Regions from separate parts of the Homo sapiens genome. Here regions 2 and 3 are each linked to region 1. Evidence: chromatin loops called from intact Hi-C (ENCODE). Cell type or tissue: Caco-2. All regions are shown on one strand. Links, peaks and the distances in the headings refer to the core of each region. The heading gives the core; the rest is flanking DNA.

What was found. A loop is a pair of places that touch in the nucleus more often than their neighbours do. Peaks named below come from ENCODE experiments on the same cell type or tissue, not always from the same donor. Only the 100,000 strongest peaks of a DNase experiment are listed, where the experiment ranks them.
Region 2: it touches region 1 in a loop (6-fold over the local background); 2 of 110 quality-filtered maps call a loop at or near these places.
Region 3: it touches region 1 in a loop (6-fold over the local background); 3 of 110 quality-filtered maps call a loop at or near these places.

The regions. Positions count from the first base shown.
Region 1 is chr17:41,004,395-41,014,675 of GRCh38, reverse strand. It overlaps KRTAP3-1 (keratin associated protein 3-1), which reads left to right and starts at 5,548. Exons shown (of 1, transcript NM_031958.2): 1 at 5,548-6,155. The coding sequence starts at 5,602. The coding sequence ends at 5,898. It also overlaps the pseudogene KRTAP3-4P. In Caco-2, for the core only: no CTCF peak of the experiment used is centred there; DNase peaks (open chromatin) are centred at 5,245 and 5,695.
Region 2 is chr17:40,943,012-40,953,292 of GRCh38, reverse strand. The region is part of intron 1 of LOC107985072 (a long non-coding RNA gene); the gene reads right to left. Among named protein-coding and RNA genes, the nearest start is that of KRT23, 11 kb to the right of the region's middle. In Caco-2, for the core only: no CTCF peak of the experiment used is centred there; a DNase peak (open chromatin) is centred at 3,692.
Region 3 is chr17:40,954,523-40,964,803 of GRCh38, reverse strand. KRT39 (keratin 39) reads left to right here. Exons shown (of 7, transcript NM_213656.4): 2 at 276-358; 3 at 1,021-1,177; 4 at 2,241-2,402; 5 at 2,517-2,642; 6 at 4,303-4,523; 7 at 5,945-6,387. The coding sequence ends at 6,203. All of the region lies in intron 1 of LOC107985072 (a long non-coding RNA gene), which reads right to left. Among named protein-coding and RNA genes, the nearest start is that of KRT39, 7.3 kb to the left of the region's middle. RefSeq lists enhancers at 7,070-8,269, 10,168-10,281. In Caco-2, for the core only: no CTCF peak of the experiment used is centred there; DNase peaks (open chromatin) are centred at 6,179 and 6,533.

The DNA.
Region 1 (10,281 bases), core at 4,193-6,692:
ACTTTGAGCAACTTACTTAACCACTCTATGCCTCAGTTTCCTTCAGCTATGAAAGAGAGGATAGCTTTAATACCAACCTCATAGGGCTGTGGTAAGAATTAAATGACATGATACGTGTAGTGCACTTTTAAAAAAATCTGTCACACAGAAAATTCTGTATGAGAATTTGCCCTTACCATATAGCCAACTATATGTTTAGTAAAATAAGCTAAAAACTCAAAGTATATTTTAAAGCCATAGTGTCAGCTAATATTTAAATACATAACAATTAAGTCTCTTCAAAAAATTTCAAGTACTGCAGGAGCTCTTTGGAAAATCAGTGGTCATTCAATTCAATACAGTAGTCAGATTTATCTAATCAATGGAGAAAAAAGTCTCTGATTCAAAATAAATTTATAAAGTACAACTATTGTTAGAAAATAATTCCAAGGATGAAAATTCCAAAGCTTACTCTAGAATAATTGTAAGTTTAAATATCTCAATACTTCACATAGTAGGCAGCTGAAAATTTTATTTTACCAGTGCCTGGCATATAGTAGGTACTCAAATTTTATGGAGTGTCTATTTTCCTAAACATATTAATTTTAGTTAACACATATTTTTATATATTAGTTAATCATAAAGAATTATCTGTTACTATCTGTATACTCCACAGCCTACAATAATACATAAGAATTAAACTGAAAGCCTAGGGTTCCCAGGAAAAATAGGTAACACTTCCAGCCAGCTGGCTAAGCAATCACTTGCAAGAATGTTGCATGTGCCACGGGACTGAAAGCTATGAGATCAGCCCTGCATGTTGCCAGATGACAATTATAGAGACTATCAGATGTCCTCAAGTGGAAAACACCACTACTTCCATTTAAAAGAAATTCAATTTGGGGGTAATTTTCAGTGCAAGCTAATAAGGTGATGAGATATATCAGGCTTGACTATAACCACAAACTGGAAAAAAAAAAAATCTGATGCAACTGGAAAACACTCCCAAAGTTCACCATTTAACCCAAGCCCAGAATCCTTTGCATGAATTTTCAGCATATAGCAAAGTAAACAAAGAATAAATTGATGTCAATGGCAGCCTTGATACCAGCCATTCTTTCTTTCAATCTATACTATAAAGGAATGCACTGGCAGTTTCAAAGATCATGCAATTCAGGAAATGAAGACCAAATGTTTTTATTTACTAGACATTTTTATTAGGATGACAAACTTTAAAGGTTTCTATATCCTGCTTTTGTGAAGGGATGAAGAATTCCAACAGGCTTTAGGAAAATTGAGTGGCCCTAAGGTGTGAAGCTTCCTAACATCCCTGCTGACTCAGGAGGTGACACTGTGGAAGGTGTTTCCCAACAGCCACCCACAAATTCACTGAGTTGTTGGGAGATGGATATTCGTAAGGCACAAAGTGGCTCACAGCAAAACATGACTAACGCACATAAAAGTGACTATCTCGTTCTCAGTCCAGGCACATCATTGTAAGCAAAATTTTTCCTGTATGTTGGAGCCTCCCAAATCTGCACGTCCAGCTCTGCTCCCTCTCACGGCTTCAGGATGCTTTGTCTGTAGGTCCCAAACTAAACTCATCTCCAATCCCTTTCCTATCACCCCAGACAGCAGCTGTTTCTACGAGTAAATCTGACACCTAGACATGATCCTTGGCTCCACACATCCTCTCAATCAGCATGACCTATCATCTCCACTTTCAAAAGGGCTTCCAAACTCTACCACTTCTTAACAGTTCATCAAAAACTAGCATCAACTGTCTATCCTCACACTTTCTAGTCGTGCCAGTTTCCACTTTGCTCTGCTGTAGTTCATTTTCCTTTGAACATAAGGAAAATGTTATCACTCCCTTCTTTAAGTCATCCAGTGGATTTCAACACCCTTAGAGTAAAATCTAAACTGTGTAGAACAACTAAAAAATTCTACATGGCCTGCCACCTGCCACCTTCTGTAACCTTATTTCCTATTATACTCCTTCAAAATCCTACACGGCCTGCCACCTGCCACCTTCTGTAACCTTATTTCCTATTATACTCCTTCAAAATCCTACACGGCCTGCCACCTGCCACCTGCCACCTTCTGTAACCTTATTTCCTATTATACTCCTTCAAAATCCTACACGGCCTGCCACCTGCCACCTTCTGTAACCTCATTTCCTATTACGCTCCTTGTCTTCACTATAGTCCAGCCACTCTGACCACTCTAACTAAGGTAATACACTCCCTGGCACTTCTCTGGAGTTCTTATTTATTCATTTGTTAGTTTTCTTATTGTCTGTCTCTCCCACTTGACAACAAGGACCTTATCTGACCTGTTTATTGCTCTATGCTTAGCACCTAGCATAGTCTTAGACATTTTGTTGAGGGCATTAATAAATTTAAAAAATACATGAGCATAATCTACAATTATATAAAATTTAATTCCACAAAAATATCGATTTTGTGCAAACTATTGCTATTAGGTGAGCCATCGTTCACTAGTAGTGTGACTTTAGAATCATTACTTAATATCCTTATTCTTGGTTTCATCATCTGGGAAATGGGTACAGTAATAGTGTACCCAATAGTGATCTTAAAGGGTTGTAAGATGTAAGGAAGAAGATGCACAATAATACTTAGCACCATGCCTGACACATGGTATACATCCAATCCATGAAAAGTGTTAGCAGAGGATTAGTGTTCCCATTACCTTAAAAACAAAAATATTAATTTTATTGTGGAAACTGCTGTACCACCCAGATGGTGGTCCCTAAAAACTGAATGATGTGATAAGAAATCTCTGGTAACTCCCACTTCTCTATTCCCACAAAACTATGATATCTTCTAAGACACTCCTCACTCCCCTAGAACACCCAAATAGTTTCCTAATTATTGTCCTTGTCTTCAAGTTTCCTCCTTTCTACAGCATAGTCTTTTGATTAAGAAAATAGCTCTAAACTCAACTCCCCTTGTGGTCCCAAGACCTTCAATGACCTGGCCTCATCCTTCCTACCAATCTTACACTCAACTAATCTTGAGGGTCTTCTGCACTGTAGTCAGACAATACCCCTAAAGCAAGAGGGAATCTGGCACAGTGATTAAGACCATGGAGTCTGAAGCCATACTGCTTGGCTTCAAATGCCAGCTACTCACCCACTAGCTACTTAGCCTCTCTATGCTGCAGGTTCCTCGTCTGTCAAAGGGCAAGGATAATATCATTGCATACATCATCATAAGGTTGTTGTAAGAACTGTATGAAATAATGCATGCAAAGCACTCAGCACATTACCTAATACTTAGTAAGTGGCAATGATAACCATGATGAGCCTTCCCTCAAAAACTACAGTATCCTTCCAAAATCTAGTCATGTCACATGCCTGTTCAGCAACCTTTACATAATGCCTATTGCCTACAAGATAAAGTTCAAAATCCTAAGTGTAGGATACTAAGCACAGTACAAATTCTTCATACTGTGGCACTAACCCACCTTTCCGTCTTCATTCCAACAGATTCAGAACCTATGCTTCAACCAGGCAACACTTTTTGTCATACCATGGGGGCCCTGTGGCATTTTGTTTCAATGGCTGAAATCTCCTTCCTATTTATTTCTATCTGCTCAGCTCCTTTTCACCCTTCAAGATCCAAACAGATGTTCTCTTTTTGTGAAGGGCTTCCTAAGTTTTCTAGGAGAAGTCTGTGGCTTCTACCTCTAAATTCTCATATCATAACCTGGAAAATCTAAATGTACAATCCTTTGTTATTGTTTGCTGGTTTACTTCTCTGTGTCTGTCTTCTTCTCTATGACCCCTGTAAGGGCAGGAGCCTATTGCGACTTTTTGCATGATGCCCAACATACAACAGGTGTTCAATCAATGAGCATTTTATATGTAAATTCTAATTTTGATATGTAAATATCTAAGAGAGATGTAAATTCTAGCATAGGAATCCAAAACTGCAAAATCATTCCAATAAGAAAATGGCTAAAAAGAAAGCAGTTTCATGCTAAGCATTTTTTTAATCCAACATCTTGTTGATTTGCATCTCATTTGGCTTCTGATTCCTCTGCATTGTGCAATTTTCTACTTTAGAACTTGAGCCATCTTATCTGAAAAAATGGGTCAAGAAAATATGTACATGTTTTTAAGCCTTTCTAAGTAAGCCATTTCTAAAGGTTTTACCAGTTTAGTATTTTTCATATTCTAAAGTAATTCTAAATCATCATACTAAATTTTCTACCTTTATCTACTTTTAAAACTTTATTTTTAGAGTTTTAGTGGTTTAGATGAAACTCGGAAATGTCTCTATTCTGGACCACAGAGCCTGGAAGTAAGACAGGGGTGTTCAATGTTTTGGCTTCCCTGGGCCACATTGAAAGAAGAATTGTCTTGGGCCACACATAAAATACACTAACACTAATGACAGCTGATGAGCAAAAAAAGAAAAAAAATCACAAAAAAATCTCATAATGTTTTAAGAAAGTTTATGAATTTGTGTTGTGCTGCATTCAATGCCTTTCTGGGCCACAGGTTGAACAAGCTTGCTGTAAGATGTTGCTAAATCTCCCCAAGTATGTTTCATAAAGCACTGACCTATAGAGCTAATCTCTGAAAACAAACAAAAAGCAGTCCATGGTCAAGTAAGTTTGGAGAAAAATATATGCTATATCTCTGTATTGAAAAGTCATAGAGCATTTTAGCACATTAAAGGCTCCGAGAGGCCCAACAATGAAGAATTCAGCATTTCCCAAACTTACTTACCAGAAAACACTTTCAAGTCCCTTGGAACCAGTGTTCATGGAACTCAGTCTGGTAAATACTGCATCATTTAGCTTCTGAATGGCCCAATACAACCAGCCTTTTGGTTATAAATAATCTCCATTTATAACACAGTTGGATGGAGCTTAAAGGACACCCATCTTTGTCACCCATGAAGGTCTTCATTCCCACCTGCATGTTCTTACCAAGTTATTGTTCAGAGCATATTTGAAAGGAATGCAGAACAAACGATTTGTTATAGCTCTGTTTGAAAGTGCCTCTTTACACAAAACCAAAATCTATTTCTCTATAGATTCTATCCATTCATCTTCATTCAGTTTATTGGAGCCACAAATAATAAATCTAAAATGTTATATCACTTTTTCAGCCTGAGGGCCTAAAGGATCACATAGAACCTGTAGTCACTGGTAGAACAGCAAACAAAAAGCTTACTTGTCCTCTTCATCTGAAAAGTAAACAAAAGAAGTGGGAAACGTTTGCAGATGCCTGGCATACCGAGCCATTATTAGTGAGGGTATAATGATTAGAAGATAATGGCCCGGTACCTTTGAAGACTGGAATGAAGATTTCTGTGTAGTGACACACTGGCAATGTGAATAGTCCTAATTTGACAACAAAACAACCTAAATCTCTTTTATGAGGTGAGCAGTGTATCTTAGGTAATAAACACTTAAGTAATTAGGCATTTTTTATGGAAATAACTATAAACTGAAACATGGGGGAAAAACCCTCAGTAATAGGCTGACGCCCAGGGAGATGGGTATATAAGAGCCAGAGCAGAAGAGAGGAGCATCGAGACACCAACAGACTTCTCTCAACTCAACAAAAACCCACCTCCCATTGCCATGTATTGCTGTGCTCTCCGCTCCTGCAGCGTCCCCACCGGCCCTGCCACCACCTTCTGCTCATTTGATAAAAGCTGCCGCTGTGGAGTCTGCCTACCCAGCACCTGCCCACATGAGATCAGCCTCCTTCAGCCCATCTGCTGTGACACCTGCCCCCCACCCTGCTGCAAGCCTGATACCTATGTGCCAACTTGCTGGCTGCTCAACAACTGTCACCCGACTCCCGGACTGAGTGGGATCAACCTGACCACCTATGTTCAGCCTGGCTGTGAGAGTCCCTGTGAGCCCCGCTGTTAACCAGCCGAGTCTGCACAGGTTCCGTGAGGTGGCTGCCCAATGTCCTCTGCACCATCTGGGCTTCAGCACTCACTACTGCCTACATCAAGGCTAAGGCCATCCCAATCCCCGGGGCCAAGTCTTGATGAATCTTCTTAATTATTTGCACATTTGGGTACCATTGGAGACCTCCCTTCTGTCTTTTAGGCTATTTCATCACTCTTTGAGAAATAACCATTTTGACCATTTGTTAATAAACTTTATTCTGGCTTAGCAAATATGACCTTGTGATTATTTATTTTCATGTCTCCCATTAGGGAAAGTGGAATGCCTACCTAAACCTGAACAGTAGGTTATCACACTATCCAAGATTTACCCCAACAGAATAAGAGCTCTCATAGTGGAATTTATCGAAAAAATAGATACTGGTTATTTGTGATAAGTTAAAAAGTAAAAAATGTGGTAGTTCATTTTATAGAAGCTTTTTATTTAACAGATATTTATTTAATAGATATTATTGGAAGACATCCACTGTGCAAGCACTATGCTAGAGTCTAGAGATTAACAGAATGTTTTAAAAATACTTGATTTTAGTTTCCATTGATTCTGACATTGATTTTTCTTTCTTCCTTAATTGACTAAATGAATTGATCACTGTGCTGGTGTGTATAAATAATTTGATTATCCTAGTCCTCACAGTCATCTGAAATTCTGAGCTCAAAATGCAAAGCAATTTTGAGAAGTGTATATATCCATTTCTTCATATATGCTGTCTTCCAAAACAATCCATTTTTAATTAATGTTAGCATTTATCGAGTATTCATTGATTCCTCAAATGGGGCTTACATTGGTTTACATTAGTCATGACTATGATTAGAAGTTTGCTAGTCTAAGTGACATATAATATCATGACATTGAAATATGCTTAAAATATCAGACTACAGTGTAGTATTTTCTATACACCAGAAATAGTCACACAATTCTGAGAGCAAAAACACACAGTTTCTATTAGAACAAAACTACTACGATAACCACTAATTCATGTCCTTATTTATCTTAGAAAAATCTAGGTGCAATTAGGTCTTTGCAAAAAATAAAGGTATTGTGATTATATATATATATATATATATACACACACACACACTTTTGGACTTGCCTTTGGCCTTTGGGCCAATTGCTTCCCTCTCAGTCTCAATTTCCCTGTTATTAAAGTGATTTCCTACCTATAGCGTGGTTTCCTACCTATAGCTTGGTTTCCTACAGGCTCAGTTAGCTTGTTATTACTCTCTGCCCTGCTTTTGTCTCAGGATTATTGTGAGGACCAGATGCCCTGAAGTGTAGAAACCACCGTGTCCACAGCATCAACCTGTTACACATGAGAGACTCTCACCATTACTGCCATATGGAAGTTCCCAACTTTCTCACCAAAAGACATCTTTTAAAAATATTTATTTATTTATTTATTTATTTATTTCCGTAGCTTTTGGGTTACAGGTGGTTTTTGGTTACATGGATGAATTATATAGTGGTGGTGAATTCTGAGATTTTAGTGCACCCGTACCCAAGGAGTATACATGGTAGCTAATGTGTAGTGTTTTATCCCTGGCCTCCCTCCCACCCTCCACTTTTTGAGTCTCTAAAGTCCATTATATCACTCCATATGCATCTGCATACTTAGTTTAGCTCCCACTTATAAGTGAAAACATGGTTTTTTGTTTTCCATTCCTGTAATTTCCCACTCCATTTCACTCAGAATAATGGCCTCCAGCTCCATCCAAGTTGCCACAAAAGACATTGTTTCATTCCCTTTAACAGCTGAGTAGTATTCCATGGTGTATACATACCACAGTTTCTCTATCCACTCATTGGATGATGGATACGTAGGTTGGGCATCTTTTTATTTCTTGAAATATGTATTTTTCCCAAATGGCTTTCTTAAAAATGTTTATTAATTCCTTCATTTGTGTTCATAAATACATTTATAAATATCAATTAAATGTTTAGGATTACTATAGAATAACCTTTGTTACCATGCCAAGTTACCTTTTTTCTAGTCAAAAACAAAGAATTTTCATGTTTTCATACATGCTAGTAAGGGATAAAAATTAGAGTTTGTTTTTAATACCTAAAATAACTCGAAGTTCCTATTACTACTACCATGGTCTTTAGCATTCACGGGCCCTGGCCTAGTTATAAATCCCCAACTGGAAACCAGAAGATGTGTTGTTTTAGTCCTGGCTCTGCCTTGAGCTGCCTCTGTGGCCCTAAGCAAGTCAATTAAGTTCTTGGGGTCTCAGGTGTTAAAGCAGTAAAATGGGTTGGTTGATCACACCATCTCTAAGGTTGCTTTTCGTTTTAACATTCTATGATTCTAGATCATCCAGAAGCATTCTAAGTAACAAGTACCCCATGCAACTAACCAAGCCCATTCTACCTCATTACTTTTACTGCTTTCATTAGGAATAGCTCACACTGAGTGAGTATCTACTGGACATACTAATGAGGTAGAAGGTGGGACTCTACTCCAGAAGCGGGGCTCAGATACTGGACCAAATTGAGGGCTAGCTAAAACAGGATGGGGACAGAAACAGCTTTCCAATCAGACATGCCCACCAGCATGCTGTGTCAATTTACCATTGCCATGGCAACACCTGAGTTACCACCCCTTTCCATGGCAATGACCCAATGACCTAAAACTTACTACTCCTTCTTAGAAATTTCTGCACAAACCACTCTTTAATCTACATCTAATTAAAAGTAGGTAGAAATATGCAAAACTGCCCTGAGCTGCTACTCTCTGCCTACAGAGGTAGCCCTGTTCTGCAGGAGCAATCACAGAGCTGTAACACTGCTGCTTCAATAAAGCTGTTTTCTACCTCTGGCTTGCCCTTGAATTCTTCCCTAGGCAAAGCCAAGAACCCTTGCAGGCTAAGCCCCACTTTGGGGCTCCCCTGCCCTGCATCACTAACAGGTGAAGAAAGGCCACTAACAGGTGCAGAAACTCAGGCTGAGAAAGACTAAATTACTTGCAAAAGTTACATAAATCATAAGTGAGAGAGAAGGACTTAAACCCCAAACTAAGTCCGAAGTCCCTTCTCTTTCCACTACACCAAAGCACTCACCTTCCCCACAGACAGCAATATGTCAAAGAGAAATGTGACTATAGGTGGCTCTCTTTATTCAGGAGAAAGTATATGACACTTGACAATATATTCTCTACTATCCCTGTCAATTGTATCTTTTGTTGTTTTCTCTGTTTTCTCTGTGGTGATTATAGTCTAAAATAAAATGAGTGTATACAATGAGTATTAAAAAAGGTATCCGTGTTTCTAAGTTAAGAACAAACCTTTTTTAAAAAGTCAGACTTTACTGATTAGCAGTGTCAGCAGAGAAGAAATATTGGCTGCATCATTAACTTTGAATTGAAATGCAGAATGTTTGGCAACTCAAACACATTTTCAGTTCAACTTCAGCATCAATAATCAAGGTAAAACAACTGCCCTTAACATTAATAATTGTTTATCCTTGATAATATAATAAAAAACAAGATATTTCATTTTTCCTTCAAATTGTTATTGAGGCCAGGCACAGCGACTCGTGCCTGTAATCCCAGCACTTTGGGAGGCTGAGGTGGGTCTACTGTGAGTCCATTAAACTTCTTTCCTTTATAAATTACCCAATCTCGGGTATGTCCCTATAGCAGCATGAGAACAGACTAATACAGTATGGATGTGTCTACATGTGAGTAAGTGGAAAACTACACTGACACCATTTTGAAACTACAACAGAAAGCAAGTTTGAATGCAGCAACACAACTAAATAAAACTGAAGGAGAGCTCATCCCCTGTCTGATACATAAGAAGTTAGTGAGTTATTTTTACAGAATTAGGTAAACAGCAACAAGGATGTTCCGTCCAACATTCTGATGGACAGAAGCCGTGTTCCCTGAGATAGGTGGATATAAAAGACCCATAGAGGACAACCTTGTAGAAGAAAGCCTTCCTTTGCCACAAAACATTGTCCTGGTCCACTGTCACTATGTCTTGCTGTGATTCCTATCTCCAAGGATGCTGCAGCGTCCCCACTGGCCTGGCCACCACTATCTGCCCCTCTGACATAAGCTGTCAATGTGAAGTCTGCCTACCCAGCACCTGTCCTCATGAGATCAGCCTCCTTCAGCCCACCTGCTGTGAACCTGGCCCCTGCCTGGCTGCATGCCTGACTCCTATGTGCCATCCTGTTGACTGCTCAACAAATGCCACCCAGCTCCAACCCTGAGCGGGCTCTCTGTCACCACCTGCATCCAGAGTGTGAACCACCTTGCTGCTAGCCAAAGAGCTTGCCCACATTACCCTGAGGACCTTCAGTAGTCATTAAGCGCTGCTCAGCAAATGGCCTTTAATG
Region 2 (10,281 bases), core at 2,170-4,669, 59 kb after region 1:
AAATGTCTGTCAGCTCATTTTCCATTGACCGGAAAAAAATAACTGTGTTCTCTTCCTTCACTGCCACTTTCTAAGAAACACCCCCTTCCCCACTCCCAGCATAGACTCTGGTTGCAGGGAGAAGTCTCACAGTGGAAGGTAAATAAAATTACTACCCATGTAAGAGGACTCTGTTAAGTTCAGTGGGGAAAGGAGACTAGGATGAAATCTCAGAACAAGCACCCTTTTAAAGGTATTAGAAAAACCTAGAAAAGAACTTTGGCCACCTTTGTTTAAAAAGCAGAATCATGTACTGATTAATAACACATACTTGAATCTAGACCAGCTGGGTCTCTGATTCCCAGCCCTGCCACATACCATGAGATCTTGGGCAAGTTACTTAATCTCTCTATTTCCTCATCTTTAAAATGGGGCTATTAATAGCATCTACTTCATAGGGCTGAGATGACATCATTAATTAATGCATGCAAAGCTCCTAGAGCATGCCTGGCACCCAGTAACCTTGTTAGTAGGATTGCATTATACTGCTTCGTGAAGCTTACTTCAGTTGGCAAAACAATCACATGAGAGCTAATGAATTATTTCACTTGAGCCAAATGACAATGGCATAGTCATGCAAAGCCATTCTGATAACTAATGAAAGTGCTATATTAAGGATAGAACCTTTCTTTTTAAAAGAAAGCTGAGTCACACCTGACCCAAAGTAAAAACCACATAAAGGTCCAACTCTTCTGTTTTCCAGAATGTTAGGGAGCTCAGTTGTAAAGGACCTCTCCATCATGTATCAACCTTCACAATCTTTGCGGCCAGTAGGAAGAAGATAGCCCTGGAGGAGAAGGGAGAACAGTTTGAAGTCATCCCTGTAACAGGATCACTTTTGTGGACAACTGAAATGACAGGGCAATTCAGAGAGGACTGATGGCCCTTCTCCTAGTACAATATCTGTTACCCTTGTCTCTTGTGGCCCTGATGTTTCCTGGAGTCAGGTTATGGTGTCAATGGAGAAAACAGCTGGAAGGCTTCTCCACCGCCAACACATAATAAAAGTAATCACAGATGCACAGAAGCCACAGTGTCTCCTAGGGCCAAAAAGTAGAAAGAGTAATGCTTCTTTCATTCAATTAAAAACTGATTAAATATTATGCCTCTAGACATTGTGCTACATGCTTTACATGAATTATCTCACTCAATTCTCACAATGGCCCTACCATACTATGGTTATTACCACATTACTAACAAGTGAACTAAGGCTTACAGAAGTTAAGTAATTTGCTCAGTGTCACAGCTAGTAAATGTTAAAGTCAAAATCTGAACAAACTCAAATCCTCTATTCCAAATGCCCAATCAATTAAATAATTACTCAAGTTTGAAAATGTCATACATGTAGCCTAATGAAAGCTATAAAGAATTAAAGAAATAATGCTTGTCTTGGAGGTCTAAAGAAGGTGAGCCATATCCCTGGTGGTTCAAGTGGTTAAGAAAATATTTTAAAAAGAGAAAGTGAGCCCTAAAAACACAACACAACAGTGTCCAGCCCAATCCAGGAAGGGGCAACACTGAACTCATGAACACCATCTAAGCACGTGTGGACTTGAGGCAGTTTTTCAACCTCATTCCTCAAGACCCCATATCCCTCTTCTAGTTCCATTTTTGACAAAAGCCTTCATATTACAATTTGGTTTCTCTAATTCTTAGGTACAACAAAGAAGGTGCATTGATTTGCAGTTGGGAACTCTGTGGTTGCAAAATGGATCATCTTTCAATGTTAAATTAATAAGTTTGCATTCTGTCTCTTTCATCTGGCACTTAAAAGTCAGGTTACTCTGAGTCAGCTCCTGAGAATCCCTTTGGTTCTGGTGCACTAATAACCCACCAGCCTAAGAACAGACATAGACCACTGTGACTTCACAAGAAAGTATCACCTTGTGAAGTTCTGCTTTGGAGACCAGATGACCTAACTCAACAGCATCTTCATCTCTTCTCATTCTAACCACAACAATTAGGCTGTTGGATTTGTGTGAAGTTTATTGCTAGAAGATTGGCACAGTATAGCCCTGCTCTACTAGATATAAAGCCAAGAGGTCTTGAATGGAGAAGCATTGGGAAAGTGTAGGTCTCATTTCTAACTAGTTCATATTCATGGCGAGCATAGGCTCAAAACAATGAATGCCGGATATTCATGTTTCCAACAATTTGTGGCTTCATCAGCAATTGTGGGCTGCCAAAGCTGCAGGGGACTTCCTGGTTTTGACCCATCCCAAGAGTAACAGGACACAAGGCTGATAGGATGAAATATCCAAAGTCCACCCCCAGGATTCCATTTTTTTTCTTTTTTTTTTTTTGAGACAGAGTTTTGCTCGTGTTGCCCAGGCTGGAGTGCAATGGCACGATCTCGGCTCACCGCAACCTCCACCTCCTGGGTTCAAGTGATTCTCCTGCCTTGGCCTCCCAAGTAGCTAGGATTACAGGCATGCGCCACCATGCCCAGACAATTGTGGTTTTTTTTTTTTTTTTTAGTAGAGACAGAGTTTCTCCACGTTGGTCAGGCTGGTCTCGAACTCCTGACCTCAGATGATCCACCTGCCTTGGCCTCCCAAAGTGCTGGGATTACAGGTGTGAGCAACCACACCCACTGCCCCCCCCCACCCCCACAGGGTCCCTTTTAAGAAAGGCTACAAATTATAATTAGAGGGATGGTAATCAGAAATGAAATCAAACGTGTTGGGTTCAGAAAAAAACAGAAGATGCTATATTAGTGTATTCAGGAGAGGCACTGGGAGAAATAGACAAAATAAGAAAGAGAAAGGAGCAAAATGGATATGTTTTTGTGGCTGCAGAGTAAGAAGAACCAAGAGGTCATTTGGAGCTCACTTACATGGAACAGAATGTACAGTGGGACTAAGATTGCAGGGACCGTGTCCAGCGTCCCAGTTACAGCACCGTCTCTTTGTAGTAATGACACAAAGACTATGTAGTAAATAATAATTAAGGATGAAAGACGAGCTGTGGACAAAGGGTGAGATCAGGAGGGAAATAGGCTTTGGTTGTAAATAAAAGACACATATTCACATTTGCCCTAATGATGGTTCCCACGTGCCGTGGATCTTCAGGAACAGCCTTCCTTTTATGTAATTTTATGCTTCTCCGTAAAAATTATTTGTAAAATGTTTAATTAAATGTGATTTAAATTCTATAATTTTCTGAGGTATATCATATATATTAATTTGAAAATTTAAAAATCCACCTATAATTTGCCTTTTTAGGGTTTATGAAATATAGTAACTATAACCATCTTTGCTGTTACGCTAATAATTAAAGATCTAGACTAAGTATGTGTATGGAAAATATGTTTTATAAATCACATGGAAAACACATTCTATTCACCTTGATTTAATCTTTGTAGGAGATTGGTCAGAGTGGTGGGAGAAACTATAGGGAAAGGATGCAAACCTTCTGAAAGTTCAGAAGGCTCTGCATAGCTTCAGGGGAGAATAAGCTGAAGGCAGCTGTTCTCTGATCCTGAGGCAGAGGGCAAGGAGTAGGTACAAGGAGGTGTAGGGGAATTTATCGTAAACAGGCTTGTTTACTTAGGTTGTCCAGAAACCGACCTTTGATAATCTGTGCACATGACTGCTCCCTGAAAAGGGGAACAATAATGTTAATTACCCGCAGATTGTGTTTGCTCCAGGCTTTCGGCATTATGTCTGTACTGAATAAAAGCAAGCAGCTTCAGCTGTTCGCAGCTGCTCTCTTCTTTGGCCCTAAGTGCCGGCAGACCCCTAGCTGCTCTTACACTGCACGCCTGTGTTGTCAGTACTCCCTTCATCCGACGCTCGGCCAGGGTCTGCAGGACAGACCTGGCAAATCTTCAGCAAAAATCCATCACCAGAGTTCCTACTGGATGTTTCCCCCACAAACACACAGACACTACGATGTTCTACTGCCACTGTAACAAAGTGACATGCATTTCATGGCTCAAAATAACACAAAACACGAATGTACTATCTTACTGTTCTCTATTTCAGAAATCTGACTTGGGACTCAGTGTACTAAAATCAAAGTGTTGGAGGTCCTGGGGGGGATTTGTTTTATTGCCAAACTTTTCCAGCTTTCAGAGGCTGCTCACATTCCTGGGCTTGTCCACCATTTCCATCTTCACCATCAGCCATCTCGTCACCCTTAACTCTGCCTTCATCACATCTCCTTCGCCAACACTGACTGAATCTTCTACTTCCCTCTTCCACCTTTTTTTTTTTTTTTTTGAGACGGAGTCTTGCTCTGTCACCCAGGCTGGAGTGCAGTGACGCGATCTTGGCTCACTGCAACCTCCACCTCCCAGGTTCAAGCCATTCTCCTGCCTCAGCCTCCGGAGTAGCTGGGATTACAGGTGTGCAGGCATGCAGGCATGCAGGCATGTGCCACCATGCCCAGCTAATTTTTGTGGGGTTTTTTGTTTGTTTGTTTGTTCGTTCGTTTAGTAGAGACAGGGTTTCACCATGTTGGTCAGGCTGGTCTCGAACCCTTGACCTCGTGATCCACCCACCTCGGCCTCCTAAAGTGCTGAGATTACAAGCGTGAGCCACCGTGCCCAGCCCCTCTTCCACTTTTAAAGACATTATGATTATCTTGGGCCCACCTGAATAATTCAGGATACTCTCCCTATTTTAAGGCCAGCTGATTAGCAACCTTAATTCTACTTGTGACTTTAATTACCTTTTTGCCAAGTAACATCAGCTATTCACAGGCTCTGGGTATTAGGACCTGGGCATCCTTCGGGGACCATTATTCTTCCTCCCACACCAAAGGAAACAGAGAGAGGGAGGGGAAAAGAGACAGCCCATGTATTATCTCTCTAAAACCCCAAAACCAAAACTGGAGTAAGCAATAAAGTCACGAGTGTTTAAATTCACGAACCAATCAAGCTTCCCGGTTGTACTTCAACCCTCAGGGAACATTCTGACATAAGGAGAGCATATGTTTAAGGCTATATCTTAACTAATAGTTTGAAGATGTAAACATACTCCATAACCTTGTGGGGTCATCTCTTTAGAGCAACAATAATAACAATTAACATTTACTGAGTGCTTCCAATGTGCCAAAGTGTTAAGTGTTCTCTATGTGCATTTGCTATACAACTACCCATTTTGCAGATGAAGAAAGTGAGGCACGAGAGGTTCACAGCCAGTCACACAGATAGTTAGTGCCACAGCCAGGATTCACACCCAGGACCATGGGACTCCAAATCCTGCACTTTTAACCGTCATGAAAAACTGCCTCTTCCTCCTTTTTTTTTTTAACCAATATACACTTTGCAATAATTTATTCCCTAATTGACAGAGCTAGAAGGAAAAGACCAGAGTGGGACCTAACCAAAGGCATTTGGAAATGGCTTTTACCTGTATTTGGAAACTCAAGCCTTCCTAGGGAAGAACTATGAGTTCACTGCTAGGGTGGAAAGAGTGCCTGCCCTAAAATAACTTTAAACAGATAACATGATAATAGTAAGAATAAAATATAGCAAAACAAAAAATTGGGGATTATGTTTAGGATATAATTTATATAGAAAAGTGAGATTTTAAAAGCCACAAAGCATATTAAAATAAATTCTGTAAGTTTAGAACACTCTATAAAAATATATATGACTTCTCAGCAAAAGTATCCAAAACCAGAACATAGATATAGGCTTATTTCACCTAGCTAAAATAGAGTATTCTAACACACTCACACATACACACACAAACACACACAGACACATTTTCATAATAGTATCACTGAGTACTTTTTAATGTATAATGCATAGATTATCTCCTTTCGTTTCCACAACAACCCCATCAATCAGGGCTGAGTATTAATCTCAGTTCACAGCTGTGGAAATTAAAGACTGAAGAACTGGGTAGCAATGGCAGAATTGGGATGTGAACTGACAGCTGGTAACCAGGGTATTCATCAGCATAAATCTAGACTGAGCTTTACATGGACTAAGTTTATAAAATGTAAACTCCTGAAGTTCCTGTTTCTCCTTAAGTTCACCTGGGGACAGAATTATAGCTTTTAGGCTAGACTTTTTCATCTAGCCCTTGTGACTTCCTGACAACTTCATCGGTCTCCCCTCTGTCCAGACTTGTGGGATCCTGACTTCAGGGTGGAATACGGGTGTTTTTTAATCATTCTCCTCCTCTGCCCTCATCTCTGCACAGCAGTCTACAGATTACAAAGCTTGTATGTGTACCCTACAGACCTATTACATAGCTTCTGTATGTATATTACATACAGATTACATGTATCATGTGTGTACATTGCTTGAAAATTACATAGTTCAAGTATGTTTGTTACATACCAATTATGTGGCTCATGTATGTAAAGTACACACCTATTACATAGCTAATGTATATATATTACATGTAGATCACAAAGCTTATGTATGTACATTAACTCACTTGCTCCCCACAACAACCCTCTAAACTACAAGGAAAATTATTGGCAGTCTCATTTTCATGGTAAGAACTTTGAGACCAGAGAGGTTAATGTTGCTAGGTGGGTGGGTTAACGGTAGAGCGTGGACTTTAAACCCCTAGCCCAAAATCCTTCCCACTAGTCCAAACTGCAACAAAGATGCAGAAAATGTCACCATCAAGAAGATCTTCAAAAATTAAAAAAAAAAAAGTTTTAGTTAGAATAACAGAGCTTTGAAAAGCAAATATTCCAAACCAAAAGAAAGGAGGGAAGGGAAAAGAAAAACCTGTATCGCAAACTAAAAATCGAGTCGTGATTAGTAATCTACGAGCAGTAAAATAGGTAATGAGAACAGCATTCACGCATATAGAAGGGAGAAACCTAGAAGTAAATGTGAGAAGACACTGTACACATGGGTAAAGTCTCTGTAAGCACATGGGTGAAATACGAACCAGCAGCCATGTAGGGAGTGGGCTCTAGGGCCCCTTTGCCATTAACTCACTGCACAACCTTAGGCAAGTCTTCCTCCTTTCACTGCCTTAGTTCTTACATCCATAAGAAAAAGTCCATCGTGGTAGTTACTTGTCCATAAAGCAAGTTGAGAGCCTTGAACAAAAAAATATTTTGGCAAAACATATGATTACTCCCTGTCTAAAAGCCTACTGAATAGGACACATATCAAACATATACAGTTTAAGGTACCATAATAGACACCGTGTCTATTATGCAATCCTCTCGAATAACAAATGCAGCATATACACACCACAGGGTCAATTTATTGACATAATAATAGTCAATTTATTATTGACTATTATTATGTCTTCTTTCTCACGGCAGAAAAGTAGTTAATGCTGTGCTCTTACTCTAATATCCCTGAATATCTTACTAAGTCAATCAAAATTAACAAGCAAACTTCCATTGTCTCTCCTCTGGACAGGGGCAGTCCCTTCCTGGCCATCCCCACCACTTCACTCTCACCCTCATTCATTCTCCATGAGACAGCTAGGGTGATCTTTTTGAAGATCACAGTGCAGTACTCCCCTGCTTAAAATCTTCATTTTCCACATCTCTTGTGTTGAAGATCAAAATACTCAGCAGAGCTGAGAAAGCCCAGAACGACCCTGTGTCCTGTGCGCCACCAGCGTCCTCTCACCCTGCCCTCCTCCTCACCTTCTCTGCTCCACACAGGGTAGGCATTCAGTAAATACTTGTTCAATGAATGAAAAGGCAAACAATGGGTTTTTTGTGTGAACAATGTATTAAGGTTTGTTTCTGAATAAGAAGCAACATTGGCCGCATGCAGTGGCTCGCGCCTGTAATCTCAACACTTTGGGAAGCTGAGCCAAGCAGATCTTTCAAGGTCAGGAGTTTGAGACCAGCCTGGCCAACATGGTGAAACCCCATCTCTACAAAAAATACAAAAAATAGCAGGGCATGGTGGTGGGCGCCTGTAATCCCAGCTGCTCGGGAGGCTTGAACCTGGGGGGTGGAGACTGCAGTGAGCTGAGATGGCGCCAGTGCACTCCAGCCTGGGCAACAGATCAAGACTCTGTCTCAAGAAAAAGAAAAAAAAGAAAGAAAGAAAAACGAAGAAGAAGCAGCAATATTTGAGTGAACCAAACAAATACATGATTGAGTTTCAGGCAGCAACAACTATCAAGTGGGGAAGAATGCTGGGAGCAAGGACCTTCCAACAGCCTTGCATACCCTTGCCCTGCCGCAACATGAACCACACTGAGCTAAAGGTAAAACCTATAAGGACAAGACTTCAGCAAATTGCATGAGATGATGTTTCAGCTACCAACACCACAGCTAACTCAAAACATCTCCTCCTAAGGCAAAAGAAAGTAACGCCCAGCGAGGACTAAAGCTAACACGCAGGTTAATTCCAGGATCACTAACAACAACGGTCTTTGTGTAAAGGATTTATTTGATTACCTATCATGTCCATCAGATTAAGATAATCATAAGGAGAAAAAGAAGAGTGAAGTCGTTTCAGCTTTGCAACAGCACTTCCCACCCATTTGCAGGGATCTGTTTTTCCTGCTGTTGTGTTAAGGGAATGAAATCACTGCACAGGCCTTTTGCACAGAGGCAGTGCAAAAGGATTTAAGGATCTTTCTAAAACCAGGCTTAAGTCAGAGTGTTCTGGCAGTCCTTTGAAAGAAGTTATCTAGCTGAAACATCACTTGCCTCCTCAGAAAGGTTTGGTGTCAGCTGGAAAAGGAAGGAAGCTGGAAGGAGGGAGGAGGTGCCCTCCTTCTCTGAAGGTGATAATGATAAATGAGGATCAACTACCAGTATGATGGGCTAGGCCAACCCATTCTTCTCAGGCTTATACCAAGGTACTGAATGATAAGTATGTCACTCAGATGATGATGACTTCATCGCAGCTATGTGAAAAGATCTTGACAACCAGGTTTTCTCTACTGGTGATGGTGCTAAATTGCTTTGTCTCCTGAGCACTGGCAACTCTGAATTCTAGGTATAAATGGGTAAAGATCAGTAACTGCTCCTAAGCACCCCAGAGCAGACCCTCACATAATAGGTTGTGTCATTTGACAGAATACTGAAAGGCCAAACAAAATAAAACTAAACTGTTGGATCTAGAGGCTGAAGGATCTTTAAAGGTAGGAGTGGGAGGGAGTGAGGGATAAAAGACTGCACATTGAGTACAGTGTACACTGCTCTGGTGATGGGTGCACCAAAATCTCAGAAATCACCACTAAAGAACCTATCATATGAAAAAAGGCTCAACATCACTGATAATTAGGTAAATGCAAATCAAAACCACAAGATACCAACTCACACCAGTCAGAATGGTGATTATTAAAAAGTCAAGAAACAACAGATACTGGTGAGGTTGTGGAGAAATGGGAATGCTTTTACATTGTTGGTGGGAATGTAAATTAGTTCAACCATTGTGGTAGACAGTGTGGCAATTCCTCAAAGATTTAGAACTGGAAAGACCATCTGACCCAGCAATCCTGCTACTGGATATCACCCCAACAGACCTGGTGGCCTGCCAAAAAAATATTAAATCATTCTATTATAAAGATATATGCACATGTATGTTCATTGCAGCTACTACTCACAATAGCAGAGACATGGAATCAACCCAAATGCCCATCAATAATACACTGGATAAAGAAAATGTGGTACATACACATCATGGAATACCATACAGCCATAAAAAGGAACAACATCATGTCCTTTGCAGGGACATGGATGAAGCTGGAAGCCATTATCTTCAGCAAACTAACACAGGAACAGAAAATCAAACACCACATGTTATCACTTATAAGTGGGAGCAGAACCATGAGAACATCTGGACACAGAGAGGGGAACAACACACACAGAGGCCTTTCAGGGGAGGGCGGGTGGGGAGAGCAGTAGGGAAAAGACCTATTGCATGCTGGGCTTAATACCTAAGTGATGGGTTGATAGGTGCAGCAAACCACCTGGCACATGTTTACCTATGTAACAAACCTGCATATGTAACCCAGAACTTAAAATATAATAATTTAAAAAAATAGATTGCATCATCTGCAAACAAAAAAATTCATTAATGTAATTGAAAACCACCTGTTTCCCAAAAACTATTAAAATAAAAATTTAAAATAGTTTTTAAGTAGGAATTGTGTCATATTAGTCTATTTATAAAACCAGAGTACCCCTAAAGGAAATCTTCAATAAAATTAATAACTAAGTTAGAAGATTTTAAGTCATATGATTTGTGGCTGTGGAATTCAACCAATAATGAAATTGGAGATGAAATGCACAGTTTGGGGGTATGAGATAAAAAGCAATAAAAACATTTTAAATATA
Region 3 (10,281 bases), core at 5,019-7,518, 51 kb after region 1:
GGGTGAGCCACTGCTCTCAGCCTGGATTTTTTAACAACAACAACAAAAAAAATACTTAAAAGTTTCTAGTTAAGTACTTTTTGCTGATCTTTTAGGAAAATAACAGGAAATCTGACTTTCTGAAGTTTTCCAAGCTTTGTGAGCATAGCTATGAAGATTAATAAAAAGTCTACTTAGCCTTCCCCTGTTACTTGACACACACACAAACCCCTTGGTTCTTAAAGAAGGAAATCTTGGTGTTTGCTTCATTTGTGTGTACAATCTCTTAATTCTAGATCTTGTGTACCAAGGCCGAGAATTCCAGACTGGTCTCGCAAATTGACAACACCAAACTGACTGCAGATGACTTGAGAGCCAAGTAAGCCCACCCAACACCGTCATCAATGACAGAGCTCACCCTGAGTCTGACCGAGATGCCCTCAACAAAATTGTCCCCATGTCTACTAACCCTCTTGCCCCAGATGATGTTGGCACAAGCCCAGAAAAGACTTTCAAATTCAATGAATGATTAAGATTAATAACTGCTCACATGTATACAGTACCTATAGTTTCTAACTTGTGAACCCATTTGATTACCTACACAATAGTTCAGTAAAATAGATAGGACTAATATATTGTTACTCTCTTTAAGGTGAGAAATCTGTGGCTTAGTGAGGCTAAGTTACTCACCCAAAGGTAAGCATAACTAGCACAAGTCAAAACCGAAACTTGGACACATGTTTTCTGAGCCCTAATCCAGTGCTTTCTTCACTTACATTGCATTGCCACTAGGGGCAGAGGAAGGACAATAAATTCCCATATCTCAAAGAACAGCAATGTAGATCCCCCTAGCAAACTAATTTGGGAATAATAATTAAGTTATGATCTATATCAAATGGTTTCACCTCCAAAGAGAATAAAACTTCTAATAGAAATACACTAAGTGAGGTGCCCAGAGCAAAATGCAGATGAGAGTTCTGCTTGGCTTGGTTTGCATCATCTCCTTTCAGATGTCTCTCTTTTCCCATCTGGTTTTTAAAGATACGAAGCTGAGGTGTCTCTACGCCAGCTGGTAGAGTCAGATGCCAATGGCCTCAAGCAGATCCTGAATGTGCTGACCCTGGGCAAGGCCGACCTAGAGGCACAAGTCCAGTCTCTGAAAGAGGAGCTCCTTTGCCTCAAGAACAACCACAAAGAGGTGAGACAAAGACCAATAGAGTAATCACAAGCTAAGTCCCTAAAAGTAGCATCAGTTCCTTTGAGTTGCACCTGACAAAGGGTGTGCCCGCTTGTATTAGTTCGTTCTCACACTGCTATAAAGAAATAACTGAGAGTAGGTAATTTATAAAGGACAGAAGTGTAACTGAGTCACAGTTCCACATGGCTGGGGAGGCCTCAGGAAACTTACAATCATGGCTTAAGGGGAAGCAGGCACATCTCACTTGGCAGCAGGAGACAGAGAGAGACCAAAGGGGGAAGAGCCCTTTATAAAACTATCAGATCTTGTGAGAACTCACTCACTATCCTAAGAACAGCATGGGGGACACCACCCCCATGATCCAATCTCCTCCCACTAGGTCCCTCCCTTGACACATGGGAATTATGGGAATTACAATTCGAGATGAGATTTGGGTGGGGACACAGAGCCAAACCACTGCTACGTACTACTCTGGTTTAGCCCTGAAAATACCTACTGCTACTAGCACTGGTTCAAGGTAGTATTTCAAATCCACTGGCTCCAACACAATATCTGGAGCCATAAGGGGAAGAAAGGCCTCCAACATCCCCTCCAGCTTTTCTACAAGAAGGAACCCAATTTTTCTGTCCTTACAGTCTTCCCATGTTTGTAGGCATCCCTATACAGGCTTCTGCCACCTCCCATTGGTACAAGTCAATATTGGTGCAAGTCAATATTGGCACAATCCCGTATTTGCACCATAGAGACTATAATCTCTCATGATCAATTCCACCTTTATCCTGTTTCACCCATTATCCAGCCCTGGAAATGATCTAAATTTTTTGGAACTCTGGTCTTGCTACTCATTTTTTTTTAATTTTGCACACATTTAAACACACAGTCCTACCTGAAAGAGTCTTAAATCATTTTATAGCATCTCAATAACACCTGTAAATCATGTATTCCTTTGTTGTGGGCTATATTTTAGACACAATTAAGCTAAATCGTAGCAGTTAGAGTGAAACAAGAACACAAAGGGGTTATCTGTTCACCAAGTGACTTCACAGTCTTTTTCTTTCCTTAGGAAATCAATTCTTTACAGTGTCAGCTTGGGGAGAGACTTGACATTGAAGTGACTGCTGCCCCTTCTGCTGACCTAAACCAGGTTCTACAAGAAATGAGATGTCAATATGAGCCCATCATGGAGACAAACCGCAAAGATGTGGAACAGTGGTTCAACACGCAGGTGGGGGATATAGAAAAGTCAAAAACAATAAGCTGATGCTGCATTTCTAGGGCCCTTTAATCAAAGTCATGTTTTCCTCCCATAATATTCTCAGTCTCTGGCTGTGTGTTTCAGATAGAGGAGCTGAATCAACAAGTGGTGACCAGCTCTCAACAGCAGCAATGCTGCCAAAAGGAGATCATAGAACTGAGACGCAGTGTGAACACTCTGGAGGTTGAACTGCAGGCCCAGCATCGAATGGTACTGAGCAAGCTGACCAAGCCTAGCTCAGCAAAGATGGAAACAGTCCCTTACACCTGTGTGCTGCAGTATTTCCCAAACTGTGTCTTTCAGAACAATAGTTCCTCATTTGTTAAAGCGTCTATGGCTGAAAAAGAGCTTTGTGGCCAAATAAGTCTACGAAACGCTGCACTAAACCAAGGTTAAACAGGGTGCCTTCCTGTGAGCCATTAATAAGCTAATATACACCATGAATCTCCAGGAAGGGGGTATATGGTATTCAGCATTCCAAAACTTATTTGACTGTGGATCCCCCCACTTTTTTTAGAACATCTCATGGTATTAATGATTCATGAAGTACACTTTGGGAAACACTGGGAGAGCATTTTATTATATGCAAAGCATTTTTACAAGCTATCACATGAGATTTATAAAGCAATCCTAAGAGGGGGGGTGGCATAATTATTAACGAATGTTACAGATGAGGCTCCAAGAGCTAAAGTGATTTTCCCAAGCAAATCCAAGGTAAGTTTCAGCCCACCTATTTTATAGAGACACTGAGATCCTGAGACATTAAGAAACTCATCCAAAGTCACAAAAGAAATAAGAGTCTGAGCCAGAGTTTAGATTCCAAAGCCAGTATCATTCTGTCTCATGATAATGCCTCTCTGAAGTAGAGAATTGCTTACATGCTCTGATGTGAAGGCTTTTGGGAAGACCTTGCCCCACACTGGTTTTGTCACCAGCTAGTCATGTGACCTTGGACAACATATTGAACCACTTGAACCTCAGTTTTCTCATCTATAAAAATTGGGATAATCATGCAAATAATAGGCTATTAAAACCTAAAATCCCATCATTATCCATAGACTTACAGAATGATAGAGCAGGAATGAAATTTACTCATCAGTTTCAACTTTCATATTTTACATATAAAGGAATTGATCTGGTGGATAAATTGTATATGGTAAAACATTGCTTCCTTCCTTTTTTAAGACACGAACACTCACTGAATGAAGTGCCATGGTAATGCTTTTTTTTTTTTTTCTTTTTGAGATGGAGTCTCACTCTGTCGCCCAGACTGGACAGCAGTGGCACGATCTCGGGTCACTGCAACCTCCACCTCCCGGGTTCAAGCAATTCTCTGCCTTAGCCTCCCAAGTAGCTGGGATTACAGGTGCCCACCAGAACACCCAGCTAATTTTTTGTATTTTTAGTAGAGACGGGGTTTCACCATCTTGGCCAGGCTGGTCTTGAACTCCTGACCTTGTGATCCACCCACCTGGGCCTCCCAAAGTGCTGGGATTATAGGCGTGAGCCACTGCGCCCAGCCAGTAATGCATTTTTAATGCCTGGGTGTGCATTAAGTTATTATTTTTTCTCTCCTAAGTAGGAAAGTGTGGTGCGAGACTATTGGTTGGTCAAGAAAGAGAAAGTGAAACAAATACTTACAGAGAAGCAAAAAGAGAAAGAGAGAAAGAGGGAAGAGATAAAGGAAAGCAGATTTTAGCATAGTTGATCATTTGGGTTTTGGATTTATTTGATTAGGAAACAATAAATAAAGTGCTTGGAGATCTATCAGTAGTGTCACAAAGAAACCATTTTTTTTAAATGATACAGGTCACAGGTGACCTGGGCTTAAAGGAGTCATTATAAATCCTACTATCCTTCTCCATGGTAGAGAGATTCCCAAGAGTGCATCCTAACGGAGACAGAGGCTCGCTACACGGCCTTGCTGACCCAGATCCAGAGTCTGATTGATAACCTGGAAGCTCAGCTGGCAGAGATCCGGTGTGCCCTGGAAAGACAGAACCAAGAATACGAGATCCTGCTGGACGTCAAGTCCCGGCTGGAATGTGAGATTACCACATACCGCAGCCTTCTGGAGAGCTCGGATGGCAAGTATGTAAAATAACAGCAACTTCTATGACAAAAAAGTGTAAATGAACGCAGATATATGTACTGCCACTGGCAACAGGGGTCAAGTGCTTTGTTTGACCTTCTTGCCAGTGATGGGGAGCTTGGACAGAGGCATCCACACACCCTCTCAAGCTGTGCCATGAGGAAGACTTGCAATTGTAACCTTATCCAAATTTGAGGCATTGGCTGACCTGAGCTGTTCTGAAGAGCCCATGGGCCAGGTTAATTTCTTATAGGTTGCTTACCTTCTTAGAGTTTTAAAAATTACTAGAGAAAAAATTATTTCCCCATAGATGAATATTCCTGGTGACCATTACAGATGTTTCCCCACTGAGATGAACGTCTGATTTTCATGAGCTTGTACAAAACAACCCAGGCTCCTTTGGAGGAACATTCTGCTCAGGCTGAAACCCCTAACCCTATCTAGCCACTAGTCCTTGAGGCCAACAGAAGCATGTACACATGTATGTTTTAGCATCTTTTTTAAAAAATAAAAGTTATAATTTTTGTAAGCAATAAGAAGCTAACCAACCCATAAGTAAACATATATGGAGGATGAGTTCTTTGAAGCAACTCAGTCCAAACTAAAACCCCAGAGACTTAGTTACAATTGCAAAGGAGACCTACTTCCCGAAAATAATCAGTGAACTCTTCACAGCATTCTTTTAATTGGCATGACCACATTATGTGAGCACAATGGTCATCAATGCTGTCACCTTTAGGAGCTGTGATCATATACCAAAATACCTCGAATCATCAAAGAAAGATTATGTTTATAAAAAGAGTGTTTACTATGAACTGCTTTTTACTTCAGTTCTCTAAAAACTATGCATAGACAGCCAGAAGGCACTTTGAAGCTTCCTGATGACACAGTGAGGACTCTTTCATAGCTGGGGTTCAGGCCACCACTATTAGTATGACTAACTCCTCAATGAGAAAAATATCTGGTTAATTTCCATTCCTCGGATAATAATGCCCTCAACTTGTTCCTTATCACTGTTGATCCTGTGGGTTTAGTTTCCATTATATCCATTCTGCAGATGAAAAACTAAAGGTTGAGTGCGTTAAATGACTTAGCTGAGGTCACCAGCTGGTAAAGGACAGAGCTGGTCTCTGCCTCAGTCTTTTGACTGCTAGTGCAGTATTCTTTCCACAATGTGATGGTATTGACTAATGGAAACTTACATAATCGAATACTTCTAAACCTAGGATGCTGATTTCCAATGGATTTAATCTGATTCTTTTTCTTCCAGTAACTACAGTACAAAATAAATGAATAAGCATTTAGAAGTATGTACTTGTCTTGAGCAACACGTGTTAAAAAAATTAGCCACAATCATTTTTCTCCATGACCATCATCGCCTTCCCTCAATCACAGCTAAAATTGTGTTTTTTTTCCTTAGGCGTCCCTGTTACCCACGTGCCACCAAATGTGAGCCTTCCCCTTGGACATCTTGTAAGTCCGGAGCCATAGAAAGCACGGCCCCAGCTTGCACATCCTCATCCCCCTGCAGCTTAAAGGAGCACTGCAGTGCCTGCGGACCCCTGTCCCGGATACTGGTTAAAATTTGCACCATCACCAAGGAGATTAAGGATGGGAAGGTCATTTCTTCTTACGAGCATGTGCAGCCTTGTTTCATCATCAGACCTGCCAAAGTCTAACATCCCAAGGTGATGAAAATGACCCACATTTATGAAACAGAGGCCAATACATGCTCCTGCCAGAGAGGTTTAAGAAAACTCCCCAGTCCCTTAAGGTACTTAGTTTCTTACTACTACAGCGGGTCCCCATTGCTAGGTAGAATATCTTTTATTCTGCTCCTTCCCTAACTCACCACTGCTAACATGATAATAAATTACATTTCTCTGGAAGGATGTTTTGCATTTATCTGAGGGATGGGAACTGATTTGTAAGCACCCAGGAAGATGGCCTACATTGCTTGACTACCCAGGTGATTGATGGGCAGGTCTCTCTCTTGTTTACTCAGGCCTTGTTTACCGACATTCCTCCTTAGAGCCAGTCAGACAAGTTTAGGGTTGTTTTTGGCCACCGGCACCTGAAGGTGAAAAGCTACAACCTTCCCTTCTAAATGTCTTTGGATACAGAAAGAAACATATATGGGAACAGTATAAATAGGGGAAAAGATCTTTAATATTTAATTCACTTGTGTAGATAGTCACGAGTATGGATCCTATTAAACTCTGCTGTCTTAATTATGATTTATCTATACTAACATACTTTACCTTTCCAAAGATATTTTTTTAAATGTCCATGGTCTCCAAAACTTTGTGACCTATTAGGCTCTCCAAATATTTTATTTGAGAATCAGATAAGTTGTGGGGAGTGAATCTAGAACACTTTGAAGAAATAGCATGGGTCTTTTCATTAAACATTTGCTATTTCTCTTTCTATTCTTTAGGGAATGGGAGTTTGTTCTGATTGTTTGACAAGGAACATTTAGCTGGAATTCTCAAGAAATAACCCTTCTTCCCCTCCCTGTGAAGAGTGACAAAGAAAAACATAGCTTAGATTCCTGCTTCAATCTATCCATCAGAGTAAATGGACATAATATCCACACATTTTGCAGAAAAGCAATAGTGAATAATTGCTGCTTGTAAGTGCAAGGCAGTCCCAATGTGAGAAGGCATCATTTATATACCAGCCATCATCACAGCTTCTTACAGGATAGTCTCAGAATATGTAAGTCATTCCTGACAATAATCATTGGACATTGCCAGAGGTTTTAAGAAATAATTCAAAATCAAACACAGATGGGTAGTCAAAAGGCCTGAAGTCCTACACCTGCATTTCCCAGCTGTGACCTTGGGGAAAACATTTAGACTTCATCAAATTTAATTTCTGTGTTTGTTAAATGAGGATCATGCCTACTTCACAGGGTTGTTGTGATGATCAAATGAAATTGTTTATGTGACACTGCTTTGAATGCTGAAAAGCACCACCCAATGTAATTTTTATGTAAGTTTTGCTTTTAGCTACAGCCCTAGACCTATTTTTGTAATTATCTCATTTTAAAATTCTTTCTTCATGAATTTAGTTATCCAGTCATGATTTTGGAGTTTTAATAGTGTTTAACTTTTAGGAGAAAAAAAAACATGATTTCCTGTGATCAGGCCCACAATTCTACTCAATAAAGCATTTTTCAGTTCTTAGGGTATGTATCGCATATCAATGAGTCAATAATGCCTGATGCCCACATCAAAGACACATGCATTGTGTAACTTACAGCTTGATGATTTACTTCCTCCAGACAAGTAGCAACTTACACTAGGCAAGTGGAATGCAGAACTCCCAGAATGACCTCTTTTAAATCAATAATTTCTCTCTCATCTGAGTGGGCAGAGTACCTCCGGTCAGTAGTTAACTGCGTACTATCTCAGGCTGCAGGATGAAAATGTGGAAAGAGCATGGAACTGGGATTCAGAAACCTTGGGACGGAGTCTCAATCCAGCCTGGGCATGTATGACCTCGAGTAAATAGGATATAACAATATAAGCCCTGCCTACCACACGGCTGCAAGGATAAAATGGAATAATAATGGTGAAAGGGTCTCATAAACTGTAAGGTGCTTTGCAGAAGGGCATTCCTATTCCCTATATTTAAACCTAGACACATGTCGTTTCCATCAATACCTTCTTCCTTTCTTTCTGGTTCAGTGCTGGGCCCAGGTGGACCTTGATATATATCATCCACACTAAAATCTGCTCCGAGCTACAAAATTAGGGTTGAGGAATCTCACTGGACTCAAGCTAAGATTGAACTGATGCAGCAGTGCCATTTTCAGTTTATCCTAGAAGTAGGATGCCTTCCTCCTATGGAGAGCAAAATATCCCCCATGCCATTCATGGTTTTAAAAAATATATGATTATAAGCTGCACAGTAAAGAGGGGAGTTAGCCACTCGAAGGCTTGCAGTTTTGTTTTTTTTTTTAAGTGTCTTCTTCGTATAAGAGAATGTAAAACCATTTGCTGGTTGTATGCATGTGGTCAAAACTTTTAAAGGCAATAAGGAGACTGGATTTTTACTAGGAGGCTAAATAAGTATCCTACACAGCCACAGGAGGAAATTTAAGGTTTTATGACAGTTCAGCATAAGTCAGCAGCTAGAGCAGAAAAGGGGCTCGTGGGGAGGGAAAGTGTAATTTTAGCACAGTTCGAAAGACAACCATGAATCAGGAAACACAGCATGGTGTCCAGAGCCTGAGGTCAAATCCTATATCTCTGCTTCTCACTCTGAGGGTCCATAATTATATTTCTTAAAAAGGGAGATATTTTAGATATATTTTTTCTAGATTTTTTTCCTTTCTTCTTGTTGACTCCACTTCATGTCATAGCTAGTTTAAACTCTTCCAAACACAGAGGTAAGTAACCACGCTTCCCCCTTTCTCCTTGCCTCTCACCCCTTAACTGTCCCCCATCACCTGCCCCCATCACACAGCCCACACCCTTTGCATCCTTACTTCCCAGAGCCAATTCCAGCAATTGCTGATCAGAAGAGACTACCCAGAAACTTTTCCTCCAGAGTTCAGTTAGTGGTAACCCCTTACCTGACGTCCCGCCAAAACTTCTCCAGTGTGACCCAGAAGCCACCTGCAATTGCATTAATAGGGGAGTCTGTATCATTCAGATTCCTGGGCCTTACCCCAGACCTCCTGTATCTGCATCTCCAGCTGTGGGACCTGGGAATCCAAATTTTAACAAAAGTCTCAGCTGAAGTGTGTGCACTGAATTAAAAGCCACTGCTTTATCACTGATGGGGGCTTTTGGCTTAAAGATCTGAATGACTTGATGACTTATTTGAGGCTTTTAGATTTGGGCATAGCTTGATAGACAACCACACATGCAGATTCCCCCCTCCTTCGTGTCTATTCGCCTGTTTATAAAATGGAGTTAATCAATAATGACCAATAATTTAATAAATATCATCAACTCATTTAATCCTCACAACCCCATCATGAAGTAGATATTATTAATAGCCCCATTTCACAGATGAGGAAACTGCTGGGCAGAAAATTTAACTGACTCATCCATGCCGCACAATAATGGGATTGAATTATCAGTACTTTTATTTCCTTAGAAAGGTCAAATAGCACCTGATACAAGAACAGAAATAATCTGTAGTAGCAACAGCTTGCTTTTCAACTCTTCAAAGCACCCTTCTCCAGCTCATCACAGCTTCCAGTGAGAATCATCCAAGGAGTCTTTATCCCTCATCCAGAAATGCAGAGAATATGTGGATTTTTGAATGCGGAAGGTATTGGATGGCAGCTAATAGCATTTTTAATGTGAGAGATGGAGAATCTGGGGCACAGAAAGAACAGTAACTGGTCCATGGTACGTGGGTCGAAAAGAGGACCAGTGCTCTTTCTTCTGCTCCTCACTCTCCTTGTTCCCCGTCTTCTGCTCCTCACTCTCCTCGTTCCCAGGCACATCTGTAGTGAACAGGTGTGGACTGAGGCCTAATGTGAAGAACACTGGACCCCAAGACAGTGACCTCAGGCTCTAACTCTCAGAAGTACCATTTGGCTTCTCTGTGCTTAGACTCTGGGCAGTCACCATGGACTCTTCAAAGCTTACGTCCTTAGTTTCTCTTACAAGCTCTGACATTACTTATCATGTCTAGCTTTCTACCTCTGTAAATAAGAACTGACACCAAAAAAAGTCTTCCAACCCCCCCCACCCCACTTTGCCAGTGTCTTTTAAAGGCAATTGGATGGTATCA